Regions from separate parts of the Mus musculus genome. Here region 2 is linked to region 1. Evidence: chromatin loops called from intact Hi-C (ENCODE). Cell type or tissue: heart. All regions are shown on one strand. Links, peaks and the distances in the headings refer to the core of each region. The heading gives the core; the rest is flanking DNA.

What was found. Hi-C counts contacts between places; a loop is a spot of excess contacts. Peaks named below come from ENCODE experiments on the same cell type or tissue, not always from the same donor. Only the 100,000 strongest peaks of a DNase experiment are listed, where the experiment ranks them.
Region 2: a loop joins it to region 1, with 6 times the contacts of the local background. A loop is called at or near these places in 12 of 42 quality-filtered maps.

The regions. Positions count from the first base shown.
Region 1 is chr8:124,951,169-124,956,552 of GRCm38, reverse strand. No RefSeq gene overlaps it. Among named protein-coding and RNA genes, the nearest start is that of Egln1, 4.6 kb to the right of the region's middle. In heart, for the core only: no CTCF peak of the experiment used is centred there; a DNase peak (open chromatin) is centred at 3,102.
Region 2 is chr8:125,035,653-125,041,036 of GRCm38, reverse strand. No RefSeq gene overlaps it. Among named protein-coding and RNA genes, the nearest start is that of Disc1, 16 kb to the left of the region's middle. In heart, for the core only: no CTCF peak of the experiment used is centred there; DNase peaks (open chromatin) are centred at 2,126 and 3,786; H3K4me3 peaks cover 95 bases; H3K27ac peaks cover 387 bases.

The DNA of each region.
Region 1 (5,384 bases), core at 162-5,161:
CTCCAGGGACAAGCGAACGAGAGCTGGGAACACAGCGAGGGCTCAGGCACAGCAGTCAGGCACAGCAGAGGCTAGCTGGGGAAGAGTAGCTATCTCCCCAGCCCCTCACCAACTTTTTAAATAATACATTCTACATTTATTTATCTTGTAGAGGGTCATGGCATGGCACACGAGGGGTTCAGAGAACAACTTGCTGGGGTCAATTTTCTCCTCTAACAATGTGGATTCTGGGGGTCAAAATTAGGTCACCAGGCTTGGTGACAAGTGCCCTTTAGCAACAAGTGCTCTCTCTCTCTCTCTCTTTTTTTTTTAAGATTTATGTATTTATTTTATATGAGTACACTGTAGCTGTCTTCAGACACACCAGAAGAGGGCATCAGATCCCATTACAGATGGTTGTGAGCCACCACGTGGTTGCTGGGAATTGAACTCAGGACTTCTGGAAGAACAGCCAGTGCTCTTAACCGCTGAGCAGCCATCTCTCCAGCCCTTTTGCTCCACCTTTTTCTGAGACGGAGTCTTTCACTGACCGTACATCTTTTCACTGTCCGAGCTGGAGTGGCTGGCCTGAAAGTTCCCAGGGTCCACCTTGGCTGCACATGCACGGGCGTTCGAGCTTTTAAGGTGGGTGACATTGCACTGACCTCAGCATGGGTAAGGGTTTGACCTCGGCCTGCCCTCCCTTCTGAAGCACTGGAGTCACGGCCATGCACCGTCCCTCTAGGTTCTGGTGTCACATTCTGCCTTTTCCCACATTTTACAGTTCGGTGCTTTTTAAACATTTTAAAAGATTTTATTTATTTACTTATTATTTTGAGAAAAGAATCTCACTATATAGACTTGGCAGGCCTGGAAGTTGTAAAATAGACCAAGCTATGTAAGATCAAGTGCGTATGCTTAAAATCTTAGTACTTGGGAGGTAAAGGTAGGAAGATCAGGAGTTCAAGGTTACCTTCGGCTACGTGAGGCTCATTCCAGTCGGTACACACGAGTCCCTGTTTCAATAAACTAAAACAAAACAAAATAAGGAGACCAGTATATGACCCAGTGGGTAACAGCATTTCCTGCTAAGACTGATGATGGTAGTTCAAGCCCGGGGAATCAGACGGTAGGAGAGAACCAGGAAGTTGTCCTCTGATGCTACACAAACATGTGGTCCGTGTGCCCCTCACTGCACATGTGCAATGTTAAGTCACACACACACACACACACACACACACACACACACACACACACACACACCAATCAACCCTAAACAGCCAAGACAACAGCAGAAAAAGCTGGGTGTAATCGCCCACAACTTCACTCCCAGCCCTCAGGGGCAGAAGGAAAGGCATCTCTCTAAGTTCCAGACTAGACTGCTCTCTCTGTATAGTGAGTTCCAGGACAGCGGGAGCTACATAGTGAGACCCTGCCTCAAAGAGAACCAAAACAGAACCAGCCTTCAAAATGCATATCACATATAATCAGTATGTAAGGCATGCTTACGTATTTGGTGATATGTAACCTCCCCCCGCCCCAAAATAAACCCATAAAATAATTTTCTTTGCTACTTTGTAATTTTGCTACTGTTATGAATCAAGAGCTGATAAGCAAGCGATCTGGTATAGGACTGTGAAAAGGGGCTGTGACTCACAGGCTGAGACTGCTCTGTGGTGACAAAATGTTTCAGGGCTAGAGAAGCCAGCACTGACCAGCGTTCTGTGGAATGCCCAGATGTCTTAATAGAGGGCCCGTGATTAACCGGGAGGGGACTCGTACTCAGCAACAGCTCTCCTGCAAGGCAGTCTGGCTGCCCTCAAGGCTCACTGCCACCTGCTTCAGCCTCCAGCCACCCCAGTATTCTGAGGAAACCTAAAGACATTCTTTTTGTTCTGTTTTTTTTTAAAGATTTATTTATTTAACGTATATGAGTGCATCTCCATTGCTCTCTTCAGACACACCAGAAGAGTGCATCAGATCCCATTACAGATGGTTGAGAGCCACCAATTGGTTGCTGGGAATTGAACTCAGAACCTCTGGAAGAGCAGTTGGTGCTCTTAACTGCTGAGCCATCTCTCCAGCCCTAGGCATTCTTCCTATGAGGATTCATGAGCAGCAGACAAGCAGTTATCAGCAGAGAAGTATGCTTGTTGTCTCACCCCTCAAAATGCCTCTTTTGGGTGTGGAAACACACCCTTGTGATCCTAGAACCCTGAAGGTCATGGAAGGAACATCACTGCAAATGTGAGGGCTAACCTGGGCTACACGGTGATCTCTTGCCTCAAAACAACTATTCTCAGTGCTGAATAACCTAGCACAGGAGGTGGAGGCAGGAGGATAAGAAGTTTAAGGTGATTCTTGTGTATATGTAGCAAGCCTGAGGCCAGCCTGGGCTACACAACACTATCTCAAAGAATAAAATAAAAAAAATATTTATAAGGCCTAGCAAAAATGGCTCAGTGGTTAAAGACACTTGCCACCAAGCCTGAAAACTTGAGTTGGATCCTTGAACTCATGTAATGGGAACAAGAGAAACAACTTCCACAAGATGTTTTTTGATACACACACACACACCACTTACAATCTTTATTTTTTTTATTTTTTAAGTCTTTCTACATAGCCCTGGCTGTCCTGCAATTCACTATGGTGTAGACCAGGCTGGCCTCAAACTCTCAGCGATCCGCCTGCCTCTGCTTCCTGAGTGTTGGGATTAAAAGTGTGTGCCATCACGCCTGGCAGAATAAATGTTTTCTTTTCTTTTTTTTCCTCTGAGACAGGATTTCTCTGTGGCTGTTCTGGAACTCACTCTGTAGACCAGGCTGGCCTCGAATTCAGAAATCAGCCTGCCTCTGCCTCCCAAGTGCTGGGATTAAAGGCATACGCCACCATGCCCGGCAAATGTTTTTTTTAAAAGAAAAATTTTAATGAACAATGAGTGTAATTTTATTATTATTATTATTTCTTGGCAACTTTAAAATCCAAATCTATTAAGGTTTGGTCACTGGTACACTTTCCTGGACATAAAGTCTCACTGGACGGTTTATTTTCACTAGAGACAGCCTTGCAGGAAGGAAGCTCACCGTGGGCCTGGCAGATCCCCTTTCATGGACAGCAGGTGCTGCTTCCAGCCACACCCATGAGTGCGTCCCCAAACCAAAGTTAGAAAATGGCTGATTTCCAGCCCGTTCCCCAGAACTCAGAGACTGTCTTCCTGTTTATCTTGGTGAAATGCCTATGCTATCCTGGCCCTCTGCATCGGATTCAGACAAAATGGTCACAGGGAGAAGCCGGAGGTCCTTCGTCACAATCAGGCACTCTGTCCCTTGGGTGGAAAAGACACTATGCTAGGAATGTTTAGTGATTGTCAGGATTTAGGACACATTCAATATCTTAAGAAACTGAACTCAGAGCTGGAGAGACGGCTCGGCGGTTAAGAGCACTGGCTGCTCTTCCAGAGGTCCTGGGTTCAATTCCCAGGAACCACAGAGCAGCTTGCAGCTCTCTGTAACTCTTGTTTCAGGGGATCTGACACCCTTATACAAACATACATGTAGTCAAATCACCAATACACATAAAATAAAAATAAAATAAATATAAAAGAAGAGGAAAGCAAACTGAACTAGGTTAGGTGGTGGCAGCAGTGCTTGATTTCTGTACTTGGAATGCCAGTCTTGTGAGTTCAAGGCCAGCCTAGTCTAGAGTGAGTTCCAGGACAACCAGGGCTACACAGAGAAACCCTGTCTCGTAAAACAAACAAAACAAAACAAAAAACCCCAAGTCATTTTTGTGTGCGTATATGTTTGTGCGCGCGCACACGCATGTGTCTAGGCAGGAGGCTGAGGAACTCAGTGTGTGGCAGGAGGATCCTGAATGAGGCCAGCCTGGGCTACAAAGAGACTTTGCCCATGTCACACCTTCTCTGTTATCTAGCTGCATTGCTCAATGTTTTTACTTTACTACTTGGAGACTTTGGGCCTCACTAACTTGTCTAGGCTGACCCTGAACTTGCTTTGTAGCCCAGGCACACTCTGTAAGCAAGAATTCAACTTTCAATCCTCCTGCCTCAGGAACATGCCACCATCACACCATTGCCCCTGGAACCTCACTCTCTGCCTGGTGTCTGCCTTTGACACTTCTGAGATCATTGCTTCCTAACTTAGGGGAGCTCCCGCCAAGAATGGTGGCCACTCAGGTAGCAATCAGCTGTGGTCCAGGTTGTCATGTAGGAGCAGACAAAGTGGCACTTCCTTGAAATCTTCAGTCTGTTTTCACCATGTTGTTTTTGACGGGCTGGAGGCAGGCACTGCCTGAAAAGCAGCAACTCCCACAGCATACCACTCACCTTCTGTTCAATGGAGCCTCTACCACTTCCTACTTCATAGACTGACCATTAAGACAGTTTTATGTTGACAGCTACCATGGTGATGGTAGACCAGATTCTTATCCAAGCAACTTAGTCAGTGGCACGCTAACCAAGACCTCCCAGATGAGAATTACTGCCTAAGTTATCAAACTACAATAATCACAAAGTCCATAATTGTGGACTTTTGGAAACATTTGAAAGGAGTACTTTATATTTGAATATATATACACATATATGTATATATATATATATAATTTTATTTATATATATGTAAATATATATGTGTAATATATGTGTGTAAATGTGTATGTATTTTATATATATTGTATATATATATAATTTGTATGCATTGGTGAGAAAATTTCAGATGCCCTGGAACTAGAGTTATAGTTGTGAGCTGCCACATGGGTGCTGGGATTTGAACCTAGGTCCTTTGGAAGAACAACCAGTGCTCTTAACCACTGATCCATCTTTCCTGCCTTCTGTATTTGACTTTCTATTAACTGTATGTTTGTGATTCTATATGCTTAATTGCAACAAGAAAAGTAACCAGGCATTTCTGGGTTACTTGTCTTCTGAGATAGGCTGGCCTGGAACTTGAAACTCGGAACTGTTTCAGCGTTGTCAGTGTGCGACCGCATGAGAGCCATGACTGATTCTGTTCACTAAAATCTTAAGTCTGATGTCTTTAAGTAGAATTCAGTAAAAAATACAGTTAAACACACACACACACACAAACCATGTAGAGAGCTAAACTGAACGTTAACCTCCTGAGAGAGAAACTGTTGGGGTCAGCGGCTTGGCAGGGAGAGGTCCTGGGACCGACACCTTGAGCCTGAGCCGAGATTGAAGGAGAGAGCAAAGGAGAGAGCTTCCTCTGTTGTCCTCTGACCTCCAGACGCACTGTGGATTGTACATGCCCACATTATGTACACATACACCCTAAACCAATAAGCTGTAATAAAAAAAATTAGAGTCCTTTGACTATGTGGGCAATTTTAATAAGTACAAGCAAGTAAATGTAAAAGAATTGTAACAA
Region 2 (5,384 bases), core at 62-5,061, 85 kb before region 1:
TGTCCTTGTGAGCCTTGACTCTGGCCTCCACCAGCCGGCATGGCACAGGCTAGTTATTGCCCACAGGTTTGCCTTCTGTGTGTCATAGATCTTCCCCATCACTCCTGCCCATGCCTGGCTCCTCCATACCCTGCAATCTGAACAGCGTTATGTGTCTATTTGGGATGCAGGCTGACCATCATCGTTCTGAGACCCAGGCTAGCTCAGGATGAAGAGTGTGTACAGAGGGGAAGCTGGGGCTCAAAGAAAGAAATGTCCGCCTCTTGCAAGTACAAAGCCAGTGGCAGCCGTGGTGGGGGTTGGGCATGCGCAGTGTACTGGCCTCAGGCTGACCTCTACGTCAGCTTTGCAGGAATGATTCTTTAGTGTGTGTCTTAGTCGGGGTCACTGTTGCTGTAATGAAACAACATGACCCAAAGCAACTTGGAGAGGAAAGGGTTTATTTTTATTTCATATGACAACAGTTACATCATCAAACACATTGAAGGCAGGAACTCACACAAGGCATGGAACGTGGAGGCAGGAGCTGATGCAGAGGCCACGGAGGAATGCAGGACACCACCAGATTTTTAGTGTGTTTCTCTCTATGGAGTCCTGACGAATGCAGCTCAGTTACGCAATGTAAGGCGAACTAAAACATGTGCGTCATTAGTGAAGAATCCTTCATCCTGTGTCCTTTCACGTGTTTGCTCTAACAGAACATCCTCTCTCCTGTGTCTGCCTCAGTGAAACGTTCCTTCATGAGTCTGCCTTAGTCTTTCACCTATGTCTACTTCAGGAAAACTTTTACATGTTTGCCCCAGCAAAACATCTAACACGTCTGACTTTGCAAAGAACCCTTAAGTTTCCACTTCACCCCTGTCTATCGAACAAGCAAACAAAACAAAACAAAGTTAACGTGGTGGGAATAAATGAGGTAAAGTGGAGAGATCTGGGTGGGGAGTAGACATCGTGTTCAGTCTAACGTGACAAGAGACATGGACCACGGTGTATAATGTCCTGTATAATGTATAATGTATAATGCCTCAGCTGAGCTTTTCACCTGGACAGATGGATGCCTGTTAGTATCCTCTCCTTAACTCCAAGATTCATCATGACGCCCTCTCTCCATCCCTGTCTCTACTCAACTTAAAGGAGGCAACTTTTATACAACTGAGCGAAGTTTACAACGTGAGAAAAGTCCAAGGATGCTTACAAGCCTGGCAGGTTCAACAAGCACGCAGCACCTGCTCTCGTGGGCGATCTGCTGCTCAGTTGTGAAGATTCATACTGCATTTTCTCTTTTATGTTTTATTTCTGTGGAGGCACATATGTACCATATGCACTACACTGGGTATCTGAATATCAGAGGATAACTTCTGGAAATCAGTTCTCTCCATCCACAATGTGGGTACTGCTGAACCATCTCAACCTACCTACCTACCTATCCATCCATCCCCATTGTTTGTTTGTTTGTTTGTTGTTTCTGTGAACCTCTGGCTGTCCTGGAACTCATTCTGTAGACCAGGCTGGTCTCAAACTCACACCCTGCCTCTGCCTCCCAGGTGCTGGAACTAAGGTGTGTGTCACTAGGCCCAGCAAGATTTCTCCTTTTAACTTTTAAAATTGTTAACTGTACAGCATTTGGTGGTGTCTCCTCCTAGATGCAGGAACGTGAGTATCTGAAGGTAAGTGCACGCCTGTACATAATTACAATCGCAGTGCCACGAGACACCCAATGCAAGATGAACTTCTCGCTGGGGATCTTTCTTTCATGTCTCCCGTCAAGGTTTTCAAGCTAGAGAGCTTTAAGCTATTAATTTTGTATTAAGAGAGAACTCCGCAAAATGCTTGTACGTGCCCATTCCATCTTACAGGCTTCTGGTGCAGCCCGTCTCTGAACAGCCAAAGGAGCTGTTGGGTAGACCGTGTGTGGAACGCAGGGCTGAAGCACTGTTCTCCACCGCTGGCCCACGCCAGGAGGGTTCTGTGCTTCCATTCTAATGACCCCCGTGGTAACACTGTCACCTGACACTGTGCTGATGAGGATTAAGTAATTCACATCTGTTAATGTCATACTCCTCTAGTCAGGATGGGGCTGGGTGCTGGCAAACGGGGCCTCTGGTCCGAGACACACGCTCTGCTTCCCATGTTGGAAAGTAATCACAGGGCGTCTCTCTCCCCCTGAGCACGTACTGATGCTCTGGAGCACGCGGGAGGCTTCCCATTAGTGGTGACAGGGGTGACGAACTGGGGAGAGACGCTTGCTTGTAAACACTTATCTGCGGAACAATGACTTTAAAAGAGGGAATCTGGCTCCTAAGTGTTCTGAAGAAATCCAATTTTTCAGTTAGGTAACAAAAACATTCGTGTCACCTGGCTATTTGGCCTTCCGTGACTTGCGTCAAGAAAATAAGGTCAGATGCATTTATGAGAATATCTGTGTCGGTGTTGTTTACAATAATACAGATTTTTTATTAATTATTTTTGTTTGTTCTAGACAAAGTCTCATTCTTTAGCCTGGCTGGCATCGGATCCACAGTAATCCTCCTGCTTCCTCCTCCTAAGCGCAGGGATTAAAGGTGCGAGCCACAGTACCCAGCTAACAAACAATGGTGTATACCCCTTAACACGCTGTAGCAGATCCTGCTACTTCACAGCGCCTGGGACGGTAGAGGTCAGCTGTGTAAGCACACTGATTACCACATAAAGTCATCTATCTGTGAATCTCTTCTGATGAAAAAAAAAATGCATTAGTACAAAATCCTAACCCTTAATTAGCAATAACTATTTCTGTGTACAACTGTGCGTGTGCATACATATTTTACATGTATCTAGGATATGTCAATGCAGACAGTATATATGTGTCAGGGTGAAGGAGGACGATCTAATCAGAAAACTACTGGAAAGAGGGCAGACTTCTGGGATAATGGGGGATGAGAGCAGCCTCCAGAGACGCCGTAAGTGAGAAGAATCAGGTTAACGACAGTCTATTGTGAAGACTCAGAAACAAGCTCTGTCTGTCATCATGATAACGTGTCTCATTAAGGTATGTGTGCGTATGTATATCTGCATGTTTATAGCATGTATGTTAAGTGTGTATGTGCATATCTGTGTCTATGTACATCTACCAATGTGTAAATGTGTATCTGTATGTCTGTGTATACAAATGTGTAAATGTGTATGTGCCTGTATCTATGTATTTGTGTGTGTATTTGTGTGTGTGTTTCAAAATCTCAATATCCTCCATAACTTTCCCACCCGTGATGCTGACTTTCTTACACAGGTCTTGCGGTGACATCCTGCTTTCATCTGTTTGTATCCTCTTTGAAGTCACTGACCTTTATTCAAGTTGGCTATTGATTTCTTTGGCATTTCAACTAGGAACCGAGGACTGAGCTCAACAGTATGCAGACAGAGAGGGTCCTGTGCTCCACAGGGTGCAGATGGTCAGTATGAGGTCAGATAAGCTGTTTTCTGCATGTGGCCATCCCAACGTGAAGATGGGAAACAGAATGGTGCGGCCTGAACCCATTCTCTCACATCTACGCGGCCTTCTTGAACATCAGATCTTGGCCCACTTGATACAGGGACACTAAAGTCCTGAAATCTACACCTTCCTGGTTATGCCTAAGACCAGTTGTATTTCTAGTCTGACAAGGGCAGCCTGCTGTCATGCTCACTTAGGAAAACAGAGCGCACTTTGGGTAGCCCGCTCAGGAAAGGACTTAACACAGGTGCTTCCAAACAGTGGAAGGGCTGGAGGAAGGGAAGGCTGGGATCGCAGCCAGCAAGGGCAGGAAGTCGGGGGGTTGCAGAAATTGCAGGAAGCCCAGGTCATAACCTCTGCTGCCTGCAGCCTGAGCAGGTGAGCGGCAGAACAGAGAGGCTCCTGCGAACCCTCACGTATGCCATCTGCTCATGCCAGCCTTTGCTGGTCATCTGGGGTCCCTTTGTTCCAATGCAGGTGGAACACTGAAGGCAAGCAAGTCACACAGCTGTGTCCCCAAGACTCCAGCCCCTTTGCAGGAACTACAAGGGGCTAAAACCAACCAACAGACACCACCGTACAGTCTAGCAATTTGGTCTTTTGTGCTCACACACTTGGTGCACAGTGGAACTTCTAAATATACTGTGTTTACACATGAGGTTTGCACCTGTCCTTGATGCCATGGGTGAGAAAGGGGGACAAGAAGGAGATCTCTACCTGATAGGTCCATTGCTATGGTGCCCACTCCTTCAAGGCAATAGTTTGCCTTTGACATCCAACAATTTGAAGTCTAAATGAAAACACCATACCCTATGACAGAGTTAAGAGGAGGAAAACACACACACACACACCCCTAATTTATAAAATATATACATTACAAAGAGAGGGGGAAATGTGCTATTCCTAAAGCCCTGTTTCCTGAGCAACTCTTAAGGTAATTATTAGAGCTCACAGTGCGTCCCTCACCTACCCCATGATCACAGCCCCAAAGCGTTGATTCTAAGTAGGGTAACCCAGCTCTTCCTTCCTGACGGATCCCTGCCATCAGGATCCTGCCATTTGGAGTGGCTGTTCTTTAGTCACACACACATGGACGTACTAATAGGTGTCCCAGAGAAACGCTTTGTGTGTGCACATGCAAGTGTGATTGTATATGTGTTATGTGTTTTATGAACACATGCCTGTGTTAAGCAGACAAGGCAGGCAGAGAATGGAAGTTGTTCTTGGACTCAGTGTTTCATGTTCCCTGGGCGTTGTTCTGTCATGGTTTTGGTTTTGGTTTCTTGGTTTTCTGAACTTAGGGCCTTGCACGTGCTAAGCAATAGCTCTACCTGGGCTATTTCCTCGGTCTCACAATATTTAATTAATCTCCATTTGTGCTCTTAACTGCTGCACCAGCTCGCCAGCTCTCCACTGCTCCTGCCATCATGCTTTTTAAAGCAACACACACAATAGGAAGGATGCAACTTTGTTTTTCTAGATTACTGAGAAAAGTTACAAATTAAGACTTCTTCCAGAAAACAAAAACAAAAACCTTTAACCTGAATGCTGAGATGGCACAGAGCTGGCCCTCACTTGACCCACATTTTGAGAGGTGTCAAGGGGCAGTGTTGCTGTTTGTGTACAGTTTGCTTATAAACCCAGGTGACACCACTAGCAGGTGCTTATTTTATGGGATCCTGTACAATATGTCCCTGACCATCATGATGGTAAATTATGAACTACAAAGCACATTTCTACTGAAACATAGACTCTGTATATCCAGGGAATAACCAGTTTCTAATCTCCAAATTAAAAAGTGATCCTGTTAATGGAGCAAAGGACACAATGGGAGACATTTGCTCAGTGGGATTTACATGTCTTAAAAAATATAAGACTGGACATGGCTGTGTAAAACCCCATAGGCTGGAAGGCT